Regions from separate parts of the Homo sapiens genome. Here region 1 is linked to region 2. The links are chromatin loops, found by intact Hi-C in ENCODE. Cell type or tissue: chondrocyte. All regions are shown on one strand. Links, peaks and the distances in the headings refer to the core of each region. The heading gives the core; the rest is flanking DNA.

Region 1 (10,109 bases), core at 840-8,839, 770 kb after region 2:
AGAGCAGAAAGCAATTGCTCTTAGGCTAGAACACCTGATTCAATTTCTGGCTCCAACACTTGCCTGGTATGGCCTTTATGCAGGTCATAAACCTCTGAGATTCCCTTCCTCTTCTGTAAAATGGGAATAACAGTGAAACCCACTCTACAGAGTCATTGTGAATGTACAATTACGCAATATATGATGCAAAAGTATTTTATGGCTGGGGATGGTGGCTCACACCTGTAATCCCAGCACTTTGGGAGGCCAAAGCAGAAGGATAACTTGAGCCCAGGAGTTCAGGACCAGCCTGGGCAACATAGTGAGACCCCATCTCTACAAAAAAATTTTAAATTACCTGGGCTTTGTGGCATGCATCTGTAGTTCCAGCTACTTGGGGGGCTGAGGTGGGAAGATCGCTTGAGACCAGCAGGTTGAGGCTGCAATGAGCAGTGATACACCATTACACTTAGCCTAGATAACACAGAGAAAGACCCTGCCTCAAAAAGCAAAACAACAACAACAAAACCAAAAAGTGCTTTGTATATTAAATATATCATTTAGGGTGATTTAGGTTGCAAGTAAGAGAAAATCCATTTCAAAGTAGCTTAAATATGCAGAAAATGTGTTGGCTTTCATACTTGATAAGCCATGAGATGGTTTAGGCTTCACCTCTTTTCTCCACACACCTCTCCACCCTGCTCTTCAGTGTGGGTGAACTTATCATTAGGTGGGCTTCAGGCATAGTCTTAAGATAGCTGACAGCAGAAGACTGGGCTTTCTCCTTCACATCCTGGAAAAGAGGATGCTTTACGCATCCTTCAAACACAGGTCTGAGTTTCACTGTGCTTAGACCAATCCTGAATAATGTCAAAGAAGTAAGGATCAACCAGATTGATTGAGAGCAATCAGAGCCCACCCCAGGACCAAAGTATAACGTCTATAACACCCAAAGTGTATGGATGCTAGGCAATGAGTGATGGTTTTCCAAAGGAAAGTTAGAATGAGAAAAAGGAAACAAATGAGGAGAAGGTACAAATCTCCACTCCATTGCATAAATGGTACAGCTTTGTATTCTGATGGATGTTAGTATCACACCTGAGTTTGGATACACACTTTTTACATCTGTGTTTTTAATCTCCCTACAGTTTTGCCTTAAGATATTTAAGTGGTTGAACTTATGACATTTACTTCCTTACTTTTTGTTGCCACTTCTCAAATTACTGAGATTATTCCAATGATGTAAGTCATATTACACATTCTATTTGTAATATATGGAAGAACTTAGAAAACTGCACTATACAAATGGCAGATACTCTCCTTGCTTCTTTGATTTCAATATGGTCTTTTGAGTTGGGGATGCTGACTACCATGTTAGGATCAGATGATTCTCTGTGTAGTCAAGTTCCTTGCAAACTAGATTCATTCATAAAGGATATGCCTTATAGTTTCCAAGAAAAACTACTCAGCCTAGCCCTCATTAAACAATGTAGCCTCAGGATTTTCTGAAACAGGTGGTTCACTGTAATTCTTAATAGAATAGCACTAACCATTTTTGCAACAGCTTAATTTATATGACTTCACAGCTCCCAATATGCTTAAAAAGAATCTAAGCGATGGATGGATGTTGAAATTTTGTAGATGTTAGGCCTGGGGATCAGACCCCTGCATAAAGGGTATGTCTAATGTAAACTGAAAACAATCATAACCAAAATCCGTAGCAAAATAAATACTTAAGACCTAAAGTTTTACTTCTTTCTATACTTCCTAAATATCATGAGACTTAAAAGTCTGCAACTTTACAATTGTTATGTGTTTTTACATATCTTTGTTCATTTGATTCTCACAACTTCCTTTGAGATAGATTAGTGAAGAATTACTAGCTTCACTGTTCCAATAAGGAAACTGAACCCAAGAAAGATTAAGGAGTTGTCAAAGGTCAAATAGGAAGTGTCAAATCCAGGTCTTTTGCTTCCAAGTTCAGTGCTCTTTCTACAACAGCATGGTGTACACATTTGGAAGTTTGTGGAGACTACTACAAAAATATCAGATTCACTTTGGGCTCTGGGAAAGAACTTAAACATCTGTGTTAGTAAACTCTTGAAATCAATTAGTAAGATAAGAATAGAGTCTTCGGCTGGGCGCGGTGGCTCACACCTGAAATCCCAGCACTTTGGGAGGCCAAGGCGGGCAGATCACTTGAGGTCAAGAGTTCGAGACCAGCCTGGCAAATATAGTGAAACCCCTGTCTCTACTAAAAATACAAAAATTAGTCAGACGTGGTGGCGCATGCCTGTAGTCCCAGCTATTCGGGAGGCTGAAGCAGGCGAGTCGCCTGAACCTGGGAGGTGGAGGTTACAGAGAGCTGAGATCATGTCACTGCACTCCAGCCTGGGCAACAGAGTGAGACCCTGTCTTAAAAAAAAAGACAAAAAAAAAAAAAGAATAGAATCTTCATCTGTGGGGAGTTTTACAAGATCAGAAGAGTCTCCAGCTTAATCTGGGTAGACGCTAGAGGAAGAGCTAAAAGAGACTTGAAGGTCCCTCCAACACTGAAATTCTGGAACTCTGGAATCCATAATTCAAGAGCAGATAATCATTACAAGATCTTTGATTACATTGTCAAAAATGACATACCCATCTTCAAGCATCTGTTTCTGACAATTAGCATGTTTTACCAACAATTAGGTCTGCTTTTGAAACATGACTACGAAAGGACTAATATTCTCTGGCAGTTTATGTTGCCCGGAGAAAGACAGTAATAACAACCAAATGAATTCATGTTGGCCTTGTTGGAAGGGTATGATCTCCTTCTTGTAATTTCAAGGGAAAGAGCCATCCAATTTTAAATTGAGGGATTTGGTTTGCAGATGAAGTTATTTATGTGGCCACTGACCACAGTTGTCCAGTTTATTACCATTTGTCTCTTTGGATTGCAGTAGGTTTGATGTAAATCATTAGTTAGAAAAGTAGAAACTAATCAAGCTTTCCTATAAGGAACACATTTTTGTTCTTTATTTTATAGTCCTTTATATATAGTCCTTGCATGTCAGATATTTGCAGTATGAATTTCACTACAAAAGTACAATACATTTAAGAGAATAATTTTGATATCCATTTTTACAGCACATTAGAAAACAGAATGATGCTTTTGTTATAAGCAGTGCTAATTAAAGCAGATACTTTCAAAGTTACTGTGGAAGAGTGAATCATCATCTCCAACGTAACATGCATTTATAGGGTTGATTTTTTATTGGATCAGCATAATAACAAAACTGTTGCCAAATTATATTACCTTCAAATAAATGCTTGTGTATTGGACTTTTTTCTTAATAAGCATACACAATTATTTAACATAATAAGCACATGTTATTTTAAAATGCAATTAGTATATTTTCATTTTATTTTATTTATTTACATGTAGTTGGATTTGTACCAAAAAGGATAGGAGGCAGAATGCTATATTTTAATTTAAATGTAAGATTTTTAAAATGTATGTAAATAGACTATTCCAGGTCAATAAAAGACACTTAAAATATTAGCAGCTAACTTCACTCTCCTCTTTCTGTTTATACACAATTTGAGAATAGACTTAAGTTCTTCTACTTTCAATTCCCTAATGGATTTTTGTTTTAGACTGAATTAGTCCATGCCAATAGTGGTGATCGAAATTTTTCTGAACATGCAGAATACTACTACTTGTATTAAATGTTACATCTCACACAATCATCTCCAGTGGAGTCGGGAGCATCAGTGACTCTCCAGTCCTAGGTGTTCTTTCCTTTAAACCCTCAACAGCCAATATTTATTTTCTGAGTGCTTCATCTGCAGCCTTGCAATTTATTATGATTGACATTATGGCAGGGTGACTGTTGGATCACCAGGTGAATTCTTTTCATCAATTAGAGCTTGGCAGTCTTGTCAATTGGAAAAATAAGGGCTGTTATTATTATGGTTACTGTTGTTATTGGATCAGGTACTGAGATTTGACAAGAAAAATGGGTTTATAAATTCTTGGCTTGCTAGTCTCTACTCATAAATCTTTCTTTAACATCTTAACACATAACAGGACATTTTCATTTGCTATGGCTCCACAGAACACTAATTTCTATATTTGAATGAGTTATACTGATTTCCATAGTCATTAAATGATTTTCAGCAGGAGAATAAATGTGGCAGACCTAAACTAATTACACTTTTCACCCTTGAGAATGAAAATGAACTGTCTGTTATTGTCATCAGATTGTGTATTACCTGTCTTGTTCAGAAATGGTAAGCATTATGAAAATACAGTTTGGTGATAATAGTAATCAATTATCAAATAGTTATCAATTATTAACTATCAAATTAACAATTATCAATAATAGTTATCAATTATGGTACAGCTATTATGTCCCAAGAGCTTACCATAAATTGTCATTTAATCTTCCCAAGAATCATATGTCCCAAGACATCTGCTTTACAAATAAAGAAATTGAGGCTCAGATTGATGAATATTCAGCTATTAAACAGCCAAGCTGGGATTTAAACGTGGTTCTATCTGCCTTCATAGTTTGTGCTGTTGAGTTTAAGAGTAACACAGCATAAAACCAAGATCTGCAATCCAAATACTCTAAGAATCCTAAACGATCTATTAAGAATACAACATTTATTTACTCTTGCTTAAAAAAATATAAAAAGTTACTTCTAAACATTATGAAGAATCAAACAGGCAAATCCAGAATCTGGATCTTTCTTGAATGTATAGTGGCATCAGAAAAAGCATGAGGGTAAGGGAAAGGGTGACTATTGTTCTATCTAGATTAAAAGAGACAAGAAATAGAACAACCAAATACAATTTATGGACCTTGTTTGGTTACGGATTCAAACAAAACTAGAAAACAATATTTTAGAGACAACTGGAATTATTGGATAATGAATTGGATATTTTAAAATAACAAGAAACTTTGTCAAGAGTGAGAATGGCCTATATTTATGTAAAATAGAAAAATCTCCATGCCTTTCAGGAATGCAAACTGAACTAGGTAGGGACAAAATAACATGCTGTCTGGGATCTGCTTTAAAATACTTCCAAAAAAAAGTTAGAGAAAAGAAGAAAGGCAAGATGAAGCACAGGTGGTGAACTCTTGCTGATTATTTTGTCTGGGTGATGGGCGTGAGAATTCAATATACAACTCTTGCTACTTGTGTGTATATTTCAATTTTTCCTAGTAAAAGCACTGAAAAAAACCACTTGCAAGTATTTTGTTGATGGCCTCATAAATAGATGCTATAGTTCTTATCTCAAGGCTTTGAATTTTAATGTAATGTTTAGGTCCAAGTGTTAGGATTTCAAGCAGTCGGTGTTGAAATATTTAGCGTTACACCGCCCTCTTGTGCTTTCCACGGAGTTTACGGCTTGATGCATATCCCCTCACTGCCTTCCTCCCACCCAATCTTTCCTCTTCCACTTCAACAGTTGAGTTTGCCCGCTAGTTTTAAATTTAAATGGAGGTTTTAGAAGGCTCTTAGCCGATAATAGTGTCTTTGTCCACACTGGAATCCTGACTGCTTCCTCCCCTGCACTCAAGATTTTCTCCCCTTCATTGCTCTCTCTTAACAGCAAATTGCATAAAAGTGGTAAAAGGGACCCAAAAGCAGCCAGTTGCCGAGAGTCCAAATGTTTGAAAGGGAAACTCCAACATTTATCAAGCTGAGAAGTTGAGTGTGTTCCGGCAATCTATTTTTTTAATTATTCAATTATGAATTCCCAGTTATAAATAATTAATGGATGCTAGTAAGATCTCCTGAGAGGAACATTTGATACATGGCCAAACTGATGAAAGACCCAAATCAAAAATGTCCTTAAAATGACTTAAACAGGTAAAATTTTTAAAAGTCTAAGAAATTCCTTAAGGCAAAAAATAATATCAAAAGATGGGAAAAGACTTCCCCATCAAAGTAAAACCAAATAACCAATTATTGTAAAACCAATAATTGGGAAAATCAAGTTTTCTTTATCAAACTGTTATTTTGACCAATCTGTTTTATGAGCCAACTAATTTCAACCAGATTTCTTTCTTCCAAATCATTTGGCTAAATTGCTTTCAATTTGCATTCAGTCAAATCCTGTGCTACCCACACAGTCAATAAATATAAGGGATTTAGGCATCAAAATGAGATTTTTAACCTCTTTTACCCAGAAATGGTATGAATCCAATTTATACTCTTAAATATCCTGTTTGGTTTTTCAGTCTTCTCATAGCCATAGAATTTGCTTCTCACAAAAAGCTGGGAGATAAACGGGTCTGAATTATTATTCCTGTATTATGCCCAAGGAAATGGAGGTACAATGACATAAAAGGCTCTGCCTAAGGCCACAAAGCTAGTAAGTGGCAAAGCTAGGATGAGACCTCAGATCTCTCAGGCTCCTCTGCTGGGGCCAGTTCCACCACAACAGTGCCAAGAATGTAGACCCTGCTTTGCTCTTAGCAAAGGAGCCTAGAACAGGGTTTGGGAACATTCACATTCAGTTTCAAGGCACTAACCAGATGCTCTCAGATCCTGCTGTGGAAGCTGAGAGAAACAAGTGAGTTTTAAGAGTGCAGTTGACGTATCTATCTGTTAACATGCGTGCATACCTGCCTGCATGTATGTATGTGTGACCAAGTGCATTCAGCCTCTACAATATGAAGATATGGAAGATACAAAAAGGATTCCGATCAATATTATCAAGCGTGTAACATTCTCAAGTATTCTCTTGCTCTCCAAGTTGTCCAATATAGTCAAGGAAAGCTGATCCACATTTGTTCATTCACTCATGCAACATATTATTTAATGCCTTGGTGATTAGGTACTGTTCTAGGTGTTAGGGATGCAACGGTGAACAAAACAATGTTCCTGCTTTCATAGAATGTTCATTCTAGTAAGACAGTTGGCAAGTAATATAGCACAATATGCAAATGAGAGATAAATTTTGGTGGCTTCGACTATGGTGACCCTGACCAATACCCAGAGAAAGGAGAAATCAATGAAACTTTGAATAGATAGAAATGTGCTACTCTTACCTAGAGCGACAACCAACCAAGGTCATATTTTTTAGAGCATGTATATTACATTAGGGAGTAGTTGTGTCATTTCTGGGAATACTAGTTTTATAAGAAAAGCCTGAAACTGGATTCAAATTCTGATTGTTCCGTTTACAAATTGTGTGCTCTCAGATGAGTTATTTCATGGTTTTTACAGTTTCCCCAAAATAGTAGTGCCTATCTCATTTCTACTTAATAGAGCTATTATGACAGTTAGAAGATAAAACAGATAAGACATGGAAAGCGCTTAGCACAGGGATAGACACAAAGTAAGAAATTAATAAATATAACTGCCACGTCAGTTTGGATTACTTCTGTTGCAAGAGATTGCAATGAGAAAAGAATTTACCGGCCTGCATAATCATAGCAAACAAGGCCTTAGGACCCAATTTCTCTCTCTGTTGGTTGACTGCGCTTTACTTCTGCTCTGCCCTCACTCCTTGATAGATCTTCCCAAGGTGGCATGATGGCTTACATGAGATAATGGAGTTCAGGATGCCTACCCCAAAGACACATTACCCCAAAATATAGGAGCTTGGCATATTGAATATTTTTAAGCTGAAGTAATTTGAGAAACAGTAGGAGGAACTCTCTGACTTTCCCTTGCCCTTCTATCCTGAAGCAGGTTATAGACCTTCAGGTGAGAGGTACCTTACTCTATACCCGGAGGAAAGGAATATCCATATTCCTAAAGATGAAGGGACACCAAAAGAAATATGAATGAACAGGTCTTGCTAAATTTCCCCCAGTTTGTTACTTTTGTCCTATCACATTTTCCCACAACTTTCCTAACTTTCCATGACTTTTCAAACCTAGCATAAAAACACTCAGGTTTGGTCGGGAGCAGTGGCTCACTTCTATAATCCAGCACTTTGGGAGGCCGAGGTGGGTGGATCACTTGAGGTCAGGAGTTCAAGACCAGCCCAGTCAACATGGCAAAACCCCATCTCTACTAAAAATACAAAAAAAAAAAAAAAAATTAGCCGCGCATGGTGGCAGGTGCGTGTAATCCCAGCTACTCCAGGAGGCTGAGGCAGGAGAATCACTTGAACGTGGGAGGTGGAGGTTGCAGTGAGCTGAGACTGCACCGCTGCACTCCAGCCTGAGTGACAGAGCGAGACTCCGTCTTAAAATGACAAATCAAAAAACGCTCAGGTTTAACCACTTCTGATCTTCATTTCCTTGTGAAGACTCCCTTGTCACATAAAATTTACATTAAATAAATTTGTATGCTTTTCTCTTCTTAATCTGCCTTTTGTTACAGAGGCCCCAGCTGAGAACTTAGAAGGATAAAAAGAAATTTTTCCTCCCCTACAGTTTCTGGTGACCACAAAGGGACGGCTGGACACCTCACTCATTTCAGATCCTGCTGATGGGATCCAGGGAAACTGACAAAAGCCAGAAAAAGGTAAGCATTCTCCCAAAGTCAGCTTTCTCAGATCTCTGTTTGTAGCACCCAGTTAAGAGACAAAGGTAAAAATTTCTCCTTGTCACTTTTTCTTTTCCATATTCATATTTGCAGAAGAAAAACTTGCAAACATTAGTTCTTTGGATTATGATTCTTGCACATTTGGCTAACTTGGTTTTGAGGTACATCTTGTTTACTGATTCTTTCCATGCCAGAGACAGCTACTGCTTTCCTAGTTATCTCATTTTGCATCCTGAGAGCTTGGCTTGGCTTTCTGCCTGCCAGGGAAATGTGCAGACAGTCAACCATCAGGTTGTTGGCCCTGAGAATATGGCCTGATGGAAATGTAGGTTGCATCTCATTCTCCGCTAATGTCTTACTGACTGTTGCCAGCCCTCAAGAAGGGCCATCTAAGTCTGTCTTTCTTGTGGCTATCTTTGGGAGTGGTCTGGATCTTGAAAGGCTGCCTTTTTTGCACTCTCTTTGAAGATGACTCTTGCGTCCACGGTTAAGCTATAAAAGTCTTGTTGGTTGTAAGTCATAAAAGGCTTATTGGCTTTTGTTTTGAGTCACTTGAAATAGATACCTTTAGTTTCAAAAAAATTATTTTAAAAAGAAGTTCAGTATTGCCAGAGATATTTACTGTTTGTCCCAGCTAAAACTTGATAATAAGATATTTGAAAGAATTTTTTTTTTAAAGATCTATGGTCAGAAATTGGCCTAATTGGAAGCTGATATTCAGGGCCTAATGGAACCAATTTTGTTTAAGTCTTCTCTGTTTTCTCTGTTTAATCCTGCTCCTCCCATGGGAACTTCTCACTTAACTGAAATCCCCTTCTCAAGCCCCTGCTGACTAGATGTCCACCTCCTTCTTGTTGGCACAATTTTGCTGAGGATAATTTGGAACTCCATTGGCTCCTTGGGGAAACTTAAGATCTCCCAAAACTGGCCCCTCTGAAGTTTCTGCCTTCCCTTTGCTTCTGCTCCTCCTTCATCCTTTTGCCACTTTCAATCTTCCATTCAGTTTCCTGAATCCTTTGATATGTCCCCCTTCAAGCTCCTACCTCCTCCATTCTTCTGTCCATCTCTGCCAGACCTTTTTCCACCCCAGCCCCTCAGTCACTTGAACCTTCAGCTCCTCTGCTCTCAAGAGACTCGAGGGCCCCCAAAAGCAAGTATCTGAGGCTGAAAAGGAAAAAGCCTAATTGGAAATAGTCTATTTTATCCACTCAGATGTGCTTTGAAAATATCCAGATAGAGCCCAGTGTGGTGACACATACCTGAAATCCCAGCTACTTGGGAGGCTGAGGTGGAAGGATGGCTTGAGGTCAGGAGTTCAAGACCAGCTTGGGCAACATAGTAGCTTCCGTCTCTTGAAACACACACACACTCACACACACACATGCACACAGATAACTGCTAGATGTCTTCTAGTCACTTGCCTAGAATGTAGTTCACAGCCTGCATAAGATTACATGTCAGGGCAAATGAGAATTTAAACATATTTTTCCACAAATATTGGTTAAAAAATTCCTGGGGGTGGGGCCAAGAAGGCCAAGTAGAAGCAGTGGCGATCGGAGGTTCCCATTTAAAAGAACCATAATAGCGTGCAAATCCTGCACCAGCAACCGAGGTTCTCTCATTAGAACTGACTA
Region 2 (10,109 bases), core at 1,294-9,293:
GAACCTGGCAACATTCACTTAACCCAAAACCTGGGGCTTCAATCCCCTGTACAGCCTGTGTTCCATGGGACAGGCTGGGGGCTCGGATGTTTTCTCATAGACAAGGAATGAATGTCTGTGTTGGCCATCCCTGGATTCCCTGTCTCGGAACACACATTCAAGTCCCACACAGGTGCCATACAGGGCCATTCTCAGGGTATGTTTATGTTATTGCTGTCAAGTGTGTTTGCCCTATACATGGTGGCGCAGGACTCCAAGAGAACTAAAGGCCGTTCCCAGCCTCTTACCGCCTTGCCTGGGAGCTGGCACAGCAGTCACTTCTACCATATTCCATAAGTCAAAGCAAGTTACAAAGCCAGCCCAGATTTAAGGAAGAGAGACACAGGCCTCTCCTCTTGATGAGATGAGTGACTTGCACATGCAAGAATGGGAGGAATTATTAGTGGCCATCTTGCAAACCACCTACCACAGGTACTTATAGTAGTGCCTGGCACACAGAAAGTCCTCCATACATGGAAGCCACCTTCACAGCTGAGGAGACTGAGGTGCCTCGGCTACAGAGATTGTTCCCAAGATCACATGTCAGGTAAGGACAGAGCTAGAATTGAAGCCCAGGTCTTTCTGAATTAAAAGCCCATTCTCCTATGGCACCATTGTTGTAAGCTCTGTGCCCTTGGCCAAGTCATTTAACCCCCGAGCCTTGTTTTCCTTGTGTGATGTCAGGTGGATATAGTAAAGACAACCACCAAATAGAATTATGGCACAGACTAAATAAGGAAATGCCCAAGAAAGCATCTTATCACCTATAAAGCATTATGGGAGCATGAATTATTTTGAGATTTTAATTTGAACTTCATTTGTTCAGAATGTGTCTACTGCTGGTAGAATCTGTATTCATGCTTCCTTTCCTTGGCACTAGGGTGGCTGAGGGTGGATGGCAGGAGGGGTCACATGCTTATCCCCACAGGCAATAGCCATTTTCAAGTCTTCAAGAAGCGTCTATTGATGTGAATGTTAATGACAAGCCATTCTCATCTGTGCAGTAAGGAAACTCCCAGGAACCTTGTTACAGGAAAGGAGCCTGGGGATGGGAAGTGCTTTCTTCGGAAGCTTCTGGCACTCTCCCTTTCCCAGGGCCAGTCTGGTTTTCATGGTCTGCCCCTGGTGAGTGTCTCCAGAGCCCCCTTCTCAGTAAGCTGCCTGAGCCCTTCTCCCCCTGGGGGCGGATAGATGGACAGCCTGGAGTGCTGCCTGGTGTACCTGGAATCCCGATTTCTCTAGCTGAGTCTGCCTTAGCCATTCCCCTCACGTGCCTGCTTCGCTCTAGCTGCAGGAACCAGAAGCTGTGCTTTTATTAAATTTGATCCTCATCAGAATTGCATTTGGTGGTTTTCCAAGTTATGACTTTCTAATTAGCTTTTTGTTGAAGCTGTTTTTCATTGCTTTGCTCAGAATCGGTGGTAAAAGAGACTATTTTCTTGATGTTGTGGCCTCCTTTGGTGATTTCTCCACTTAAAAAGAGAAAAAAAAGAGTAAGGATGTGCTTCCTGAGAAATCTGATAACTAATCACAAGCTTTAGACAAACCCTGAGATTCCCAGGTTATCAGCTATTGAGACATCTGCTTCCTGCCTGCGAGAAAACAAGTTCTCACTGGGGTGCGGGGCACTGGGGATGGCTTTGGAATCAAACTTTCTGGATTCAAGTCTTGGCTCTGCTACTTGCCAGCTGTGTGACCTTGGGCACTTTAATTGGAGTCTCTGAGCCTCAGTGTCTTCGCCTTTATAACGAGCAATGTGCCTCAGATGTCTGCTGTGAAGCGCCACTGAGGTCATACCTGTAAAAGCCCTGATGTGGAGTATGCCTTCAACAACATTGCAGCTCTTATCACATTTGATAAACAACATGCTGTGAATATAAGTTTATAGAAAACTCTAAAGCACTGTACAAATATGAGCTTTATTGCTATACAAATATTGGTTTATGACTATTAAGAATAATTAGCTATATGGCCTTAGGTAAGCTACTCCATCTTTCTGAGTGTCTGGTCTAGATAATGGGTTGCACATTCAGGTGACTTCAGGAACTACAGCTATACTGGGAATGAATAGAGTAGACCAGATAGAAGAAATGCTCATGTCAGTACACACTAAGTGGGCAAGAGGAAAGTGCATCAACAGCAAGGTCCCAAAGATAAATAAGTTTGAGAAACTCTGGGTTAAACAAAATTGAACAGGCTTCTTTCTTCAGGACTCTTCCAAGAGTTTTAAGTGCCTGGCTGCATAGTGAATTTCAAAGGGCAGGAAAGGATATATGTGCAATGTTTTCCAAACTTCCCTGACCTCAGACCCTCTTTTTCCGTTAAGACCAGTGTTCTTCTGAATACACCTGGCAAATTCTGGATGGATGACCTCAACCATCCCTTCCGATTCTAAATTTCAGCTTGGGTCTCTAAGGTCAGAAAGAGGCATTTCTGATAGAAGATAAAAGACAGAATGTGTGTTGGGTCTTCTTCCTTTGATTGTTCACTTTCATCAAAATGATGACTAATTCTGTTCACATGACGGTACTGCTCAGTGTGGTCAGCTGTGAGTGAAGCCGGATATCTGGGTGCAGCGTCTCCTAACCAGTCACGGAGAGTCGGGCGGGAAACCAGGGAAGGGGGACACTGCTGGGCCCACCTGTTATTTTGGGAAAATCAGGAAATTGTCTGGCCCTTGTGTTTGCTAGCCTCAACCTTCACATACATATATGAAATTCAGAAATCCAAGGCTTATAGCAAAGGCCACTTGAACTTGACCTTGCTTTCATCAGCTATTTAGTACAATATATTCAGTAAATTTCTCTTGTTAATCAGTGAACATTGTGTAAGCACCTATTATTACTAGATATCAGTAAGTTAATTATCTTCATCACTCTGTTTAATTTAGATATGTGTTTGGGGACTCCCTGAGATCTAAGTTAAATTGCCACGGATCCCAAATTCCATAGCCTGTGGCTATCTGAAGCCCTTCCTAAGATTTCTGCTTCTTATACCACTTGGCATTGAATTCCTTGAATGGGACCTCTGCCTTGCACTCTGTTTTAACCCCCTTGAGGCTCAGGGAGGTTAAGTGACTTGGCCAAGGCTCCACAGCCTGCAAGTCTGGCTCAGTTACGGTTGCCACTGGGCCTTGGCTAAGAAGAGATCCTGCCCCACTGCCCCAGGCTACCATCCCTGGGGATGATGAAGGGGGCTCCTGGAGATGAGGGCTGAGGTCTCCAACATTTTTCTACTTCAGGCTTTTCTTCTCTCCTGCCATTGATGGGCCTGGGTGTCACCCCATCCAGAGATGCAGGCACTAAGCCTCTGGGGGTGAGGGCCTCGTGCCTCCACACTGCATTCATTTAATCTTCCAACCATTTCCCTGGCAGTGGTAATATACCCATTTTACAGATACCCTTATAAGGATTAACTAGTAAAAATAACAAAAACCATCACAACAATCCACAGTTACAGAACTCTGACTGTGCCAAGTGTTATCTATATTTTCTCATTTAGTCTCGCAACATCCATATATAGAAAGACGGCACCTGCCTGTGAGGTGGATCATGACAGAATCAAGTTATTATGCCTGACCACCAACCCTTTGGGGCAAATCCGCTCTCAGAGGGTGGAAAGTCTTGTTGACAAGCAGAGTAGCCCCTGGGGCCTCAAGCTTTTGGGGCATCTCTGGGGGCTCCGGGCATCCTTTAGGGCAGGATAAGATACTTACAATAAACTCTCTCTTTGAGACATGGATTGGGTCTTCACTTAATGTTTTTGACTCTTCATATTTTTTTTTCAGTTTCAAGTTTTGACAGCCCTGGAGCTTAGGCACTAAATCAGCAACAGAATAGGATTCTAAGATGTTTGATTAGGGATTAGACCTCTGACACATGGCTTGCCCAGAGCTGGCTGATCTAATACATCTCAGAATCCAGGAAGAAAGGGACCATGTACCACAAAGCCTAATGCCTCATTGTGAAGAGAAAAATGAAGGCCCTGTGCTGGTGTGGATTTACGCAGCACTAAAGCAATAGTTCTCAGGTCAGAGCCCAGGTTTTATGTCTCCTAGTCTATAGATCTGCATCAGTAGCACCTACAAGACAGGGTTGCTTCATAACCAAGTTCCATTCAGAGCCAATCATATGTATTAATGGTGTGGTCAGTAAGATGTCAAGGAATCTCTGTCTATCCATCTAATCTCATGAGTTTTCTCTGGGTCCTAAAATAATGTCACCTTCAAAACATGGAGTAGGCCCTGCCAAGACACCTCACCTACCTAGAGAAGGTATTAAATACATTACCAGCAGAGACCCAATTAACATCTGGACCTATCAGAAAGCAGAAGCTGGGACACTGGATAGCTCAGTTTGATTGCTATGAGAGCTCTCAGGAAAACAAAAGAAATACAAAAGTTTGGATTGTGGGCAGATAGAATTTTCAAAATTTAGAGAAGATCCGAAATCTTTTCATTGCTTAGATGGACAAACCAAGACCAGGGAAAAGAAGTGAATTTCCCACGCCTGCCCAATAGTCAGGACAACACCTTCCCTACCAGCTCTCCATCACTTCCCCAGTCTCTCTTCCCAAACACAGCTCTACCAGTAATACAGAGTTGGGTGCCAGGACTCAGGAGTCGGAACCCCATTACACTTAGGCTAGATCTTTGTGAATATTGAGGCTAAGAGTGGAATTTAGTCATGGTCTCCTTTTGACACAGAGGGACCTTTATAGACCAGAGTCGATTTTTGTCTGTAACAACTGTAAAGTAAAATGAACACCTTGGTTGCTACTTGAGCCCTTGGATCGGGATGCACCTGGTGGGCTGCAGTAAATCTTGAAGTAGCATCCATTAATCAGCTACACCAGAATTCACCAATGTGCTTGTTAAAATGCTGAGTCCTGGGCTTTATTTACCCAAGACCCATTGAATCCCGGGTCTATGGGGCATTTTAATATGTATCCCAAGCGATTCACATGCCCCCAAAAGTTGGAGAACCGCCACTACAATGGAAGATCTGGAGTTAAGCTTGCCTGGGTTCAAATCTGGGCTCTGCCAGTTACCAGATGTATGAACTTCAGCATGCCTGAGCTTCAGACTCCTCCTGTAACATGAAGAGAATAGTAATAACTACCTCACAGGGTTATTGAGAGAGTTAAGGGAGGTAAAGCAGGAAAAATGCTTAGCATTGGGCTTGGCACCTTGCAAATAAATATTAAGCAAATCAATTAAAGCAAAGCAAATATATTTAATAAATTAAATATTGAACAAATAAATATTAGCTGCTACTGTAATGTCGTTCTTTAGATACATTCCCTGTCTTCACCTGTTCACATGGAGGCCAGCTGCAGCCTCTGCAATCAGGAGCCCGTCCCCACCTGAACCCCCGACCCCTACCCCTCCAGGGAAGATGAGCGGCTGTGAGAAGCCTGGCCTACCCATTCTGTGGCGGGGGCTTTGGGGAGTGCAGTGACAAGAGCCACCAGCAGGGGGAAGCATAAACACATTTCAGGGCATAGCGCTGGTGATCCTTGAGGGTGGGGCGCTCTCTGGGGGAATGGGCTGAGGCTGGGATCAGCGTTTCTTCTCGAATTTTCCCCCCACTGTGGACAGGAATATCTGGTGATGCTCACAAGACAGAATCCTGCTTTTCCTCTAATTGCTCAAAAAGTGAGACCCTGCGCTGGCTGACACTGGCTCTTCCCTGAAGCCTCAGGAAGCGGCTCATTAGCTGTTAATTTTATTTTCACCACCCAGTCGGGCTCTGGCAGGCCCTCGGCAGAGTGCTGGCTGCCGGGCCTTTCTAAGGAGACTCTTGGCAGAGCTCTGATCTGGGCGTCGTGTTCTTTTTCCATTTGGAGGAGCAACTGCGTGAGGTGCCTCACCAGACTTAGCGAGAGGGGCTGAGGGGCGGGGCGGGGCCTGAGTGTCCAGACCTGCCCTCTAGTTCCCTTCCTGCCGTCCCCTAGAAATCAGGGGGCCGGGAGGTCCGCCGCCGCTTGAGTGCCCACCGTGTGCTATTCTGTACCTCCCACCGGGCTCCCCAGGAGCATGTCACAGAGGGGAAGGCTGAGGCCCAAAGAGGTCGGGTGACTTGCTCAGAGCCACGCAGCCAATGAGCAGCAAAAGTAATAATGACACTGGGCCGGGCGTGGTGGCTCACGCCTGTAATCCCAGCACTTTGGGAAGCAGAGGCTGGCGGATCACCTGAGGTCAGGAGTTCAAGACCAGCCTGGTCAACATAGTGAAACCCTACCTCTACTAAAAAATACAAAGATAGCCAGGAGTGATGGCAGATGCCTGTAATCCCAGCTACTCGGGAGGCTGAGGCAGGAGAATCTCTTGAACCCAAGAGGCAGATGTTGCAGTGAGCCGAGATCACACCACTGTACTCAGTCTGGATGACAGAGTGAGACCCTGCCTGCCCCCTCTCCAGAAAAAGGTAATAATGGCACCGGCCGCCTAGTGTGTGCCCAGTATGTTGCCGGGATCCATCGCTGTCCTTTTACATATGTTTACTCCTACATCAATCAAATCTGTAAAGCCCAGTGGCTGAGGTTAAAGCCCATGCTTTTCTTCCTACTCCGCACTGCCTCGAAACCCTTGGAAGTACTCTTCTCCTATTTCCCTAATCTTTCAAATTATTCAAATTCCCATTTGTTCTCCAATTAAAGGTCCCCTCCTCCCTCTTCATCCAAGAGTCCTTTGGTGAGAGCTTCGGTAGTGGCTTGATCACATTCTGAATTTGAGATTTGCTTGTAATTAGCAGTCTTGAAAACACCAGTTCTTTGCTAGGCTCTGCTCCCAGGAACCCAGGAGTCAGGACATCTGAGGAAGGGCTACATGCATCACTGATCTCTCCCTTAACCACCCCTTTCATAGGTATCTGGAATAAGCTCAAATTTCATTGATTTTCCTATGGTGATAAATTGACAGCCCGCCTTTTTTTTCCACAGAAATTAATGCCAGTAAAATGACTACTACAGCCCACTCCCTGCTTTGAATACACCATTAAAATAAACCATGTCTGTGTGCAAACATGTGTGCACCCAATGAGATGTGCTTTTCAAAGACACTGTCATGCAATGTACACAACACTGTGCAGACATTTCAATTTTCCTCCTGGCTGTCTCGCCATCTAAAGACGAAATGCTCGATGTGGCCTGGCATCCAATGGCAGCTGGAGGAAAAGAACTTGCGACTTCGTGTTTCTCCTCTGGAGCTCTGGGCTTGCTCTCATTTGCACTGGTGAATTGTAATGTCAGCAACCTATGGATAGACCGCAGGACACTGGGCTGCAGCATGAAGAGCTATCCAAGGAGATTTTATTTTATTTTATTTTATTTTATTTTATTTTATTTTATTTTATTTTTTTGTGAAACAGGGCTTCGCTCTGTCACCCAAGCTGGAGTGCAGTGGCACCATCACAGCTCACTGCAGCCTCAACCTCTGGGGCTCAAGCAATCCTCCCACCTTTAAGCCTTCTGAGTAGCTGGGACTACAGGTGCACGCCAACACACCTGGCTAATTTTTTTTGTTGTTGCTGTTGGTAAGAACAGGGTTTCACCATGTTGCCCAGGCTAGTCTCAAACTCCTGGTCTCAAGCAATTCACCCACCTCGGCCTCCCAAAGTGCTGGGATTACAGGCATGAGCCACCACTCCCAGCCCAAGGTGGTCATTTTAATGTGCAGTTGTTACAGACAAGCAAATGATCTCCAGTTTGTAAAGATCTCTCTGAGTCAAAAGGAGACCATGACTAAATTCCACCTTTAACTTCAAGGTGATCCATAAACTTGAGGAGTTTTGCAAACGCCATTTGGCTCAGTTACTGAGATTCTTTGTGTCATTTTGGCAGCCACCCCTGTGCCTGAGACAGGGAGCTCAGGCAGCTGGTTGGAGCTGCTTGTGGATTCAGATATTCCAGAACTGCCGGTTATGTAGGAAGTTCATGCTATAGAGAGGAAGATGAGTATGAGACAGAGAATCCATATTTATGAAACACCAGACATTATCCTGGGCACACTCCATCCTCACAGCCATGTTGTGAAGATACTTACATATGCTCTGTCCAGCATCCAGGGAAACTAAGGTCTAGAGGGGCATGATAACTGGCCCATGGTCACCAAGGATCTGAAAGACACACCCACAAAGGCCTAACTCAAATCCATGTATTTTCACCATTGCCTGTGAGAAAGAATCTTCCATATATTATGTTTATTTGTTTGCATTTATTTGTTTTATGAAAAAGGTCTACACTTTCTGCAGCTGTCACTTTTGCAGGCAATAAGGATACCTTTCTGGAACGAGAAATCTACATTAGACCAGAGACTGGATGATGGAGGGCTGTTTCTGTAATATTTATCCCTGCAAAGTAAATATTTCTGTCTCCACCATGTTCCAGAATTTCCCTGCTGACAGCTTCACAGATACTTCTTTTTCTCCTCTCTTGAACATCCAGCTATTGCCGGGGACAGGATGACCGGGTGCAACTGGTTCTTTTCACTTTTGACTGTGGACTTCTTGCAGCCAAAGAAAGAAAGGCTGGCCAGTGATCCACACTGGGTGAGGATTGGAGGCCAGGGCTGTGGAAGGGAAGTGTAGTTTGCATCCTAAGTGGTGATCCCAGGGGACAACCGACCCACTAGAGAGCAAAACTGAGGCTTTCCATGCAATGTTTTGGACCAATGTATATGGTTCCCTGAAGTCATCTTGCAGATTTATTTCTGTAATGTTCTCACATTTATTCCCTTCTCTCTTTTCCCATCAGCACTGTCCAGAGAGGTTGAGTGATTTGCCCCAGGTCACACAACTAGTAAGTGGCTGAACAGGGCATTAATTCTAGGCTTTCTGCCTCCCTGGTTTGTGAGCTTAACCATTGCACTGTAGCTCTAAGACTCTTGGTGAGCCAGGCCCCCCTTTGTCCCCAGCCTTGGCCCTCAGACATCTCACTATGGCCCTTTAACCTCCAGCCCTGGAGCTTAATTCAGTCCCTCTGATAGACCACATTCTTCCTTGTCTTTAGGTCTTTCCATAGGCTATTCTGCAATCTGGAACTCATTTCCTCACTTTACCCTCTCTTTCAAAAAGAAAATCCTCCAGGAACCTACTCACAGTCATGCTCAGGTTAAAGTTCCTCCTTCCGAGGGGTCTCCCATCACTGACCTTCTCCCCAGGCTGCATACACCCTGCCTCATGCCCAGTCAGGGGCTCTGTGTACCCTCGCATCCTAACACCGATCACACTATAGTGTAACTTCATATTTCATATTCTGTCTCCCCCTGGCTGTGCACTCTCTGAGGGCAGGTGCTTGTTCACAGCTGTGATCCTGCAGCTGATGCAGCGCCTGGCTCACAGTAGGTGCTCGGTAAATGTTGAATGGATGAAACATGAATGAGCAAGTCAGAGAACCAGTGCCTGTGCCCATTTGCCCCTGTTGTTCCCTTGGCCTGGCACATTCTTCTCTAGGCTTTGGCACAAGCCACAGCTCACATTCTTCCTTTGAGTATCACTCTGTGAAGCTTAGGAGGCCACCAGGGCTGTCTTTGGGGGCTCAGAGATCTCTAGGCTCAGGCAAGGATGCCCAGTAAAAATAGTTTTTGTAGAAATGAGCTCCAGTACTGAGACCCTGAGAGAGGCTCTAGACGTGAGAGACTTGGGCTGTGGAATCAATGTGAAGCCTGGGAGGATTCACACTCGAGGAAGGACATGGAGCAGGCAGAGTTAGAGGTGAGGGTGTGTCTGGAGCCCAGTTCTGGATTGTGATTGTGAGTTCTGGATGTCCAAGCTGTACAGATGGATCTTTACAGTGGCAAAAGCCAACTTGACCCAGAAGTCCAGAGCATAAGAGGCTCTCTCCTGGAGCACTGTTTGTGTCAGACCCTGCTAAGCACTTCACAGACTTGATCTCATTGACTTCTTATGAAAGCACCTCCCAGGTAGGTCTAGTCCCGGTTCTTTAGTCCCCCATTGAAGGAAGGGGAGCAAAGATGGTGAGCACTTGCCCAAGGTCTTAGTTACATAAGGCTGAGCCAGGTCTCAGAACCCAAGTCTGTGCTGCTAACGTCACCTCCCCATTCACGTTGG

The links. A loop is a pair of places that touch in the nucleus more often than their neighbours do. Peaks named below come from ENCODE experiments on the same cell type or tissue, not always from the same donor. Only the 100,000 strongest peaks of a DNase experiment are listed, where the experiment ranks them.
Region 1: it touches region 2 in a loop (4-fold over the local background); 2 of 110 quality-filtered maps call a loop at or near these places.

Annotation. Positions count from the first base shown.
Region 1 is chr11:20,332,390-20,342,498 of GRCh38, forward strand. No RefSeq gene overlaps it. Among named protein-coding and RNA genes, the nearest start is that of HTATIP2, 26 kb to the right of the region's middle. In chondrocyte, for the core only: CTCF peaks have their summits at 5,349 (motif pointing left) and 5,552; no DNase peak of the experiment used is centred there.
Region 2 is chr11:19,558,685-19,568,793 of GRCh38, forward strand. It overlaps a transcript of NAV2 not described here. Among named protein-coding and RNA genes, the nearest start is that of MIR4486, 12 kb to the right of the region's middle. In chondrocyte, for the core only: a CTCF peak has its summit at 5,520 (motif pointing right); no DNase peak of the experiment used is centred there.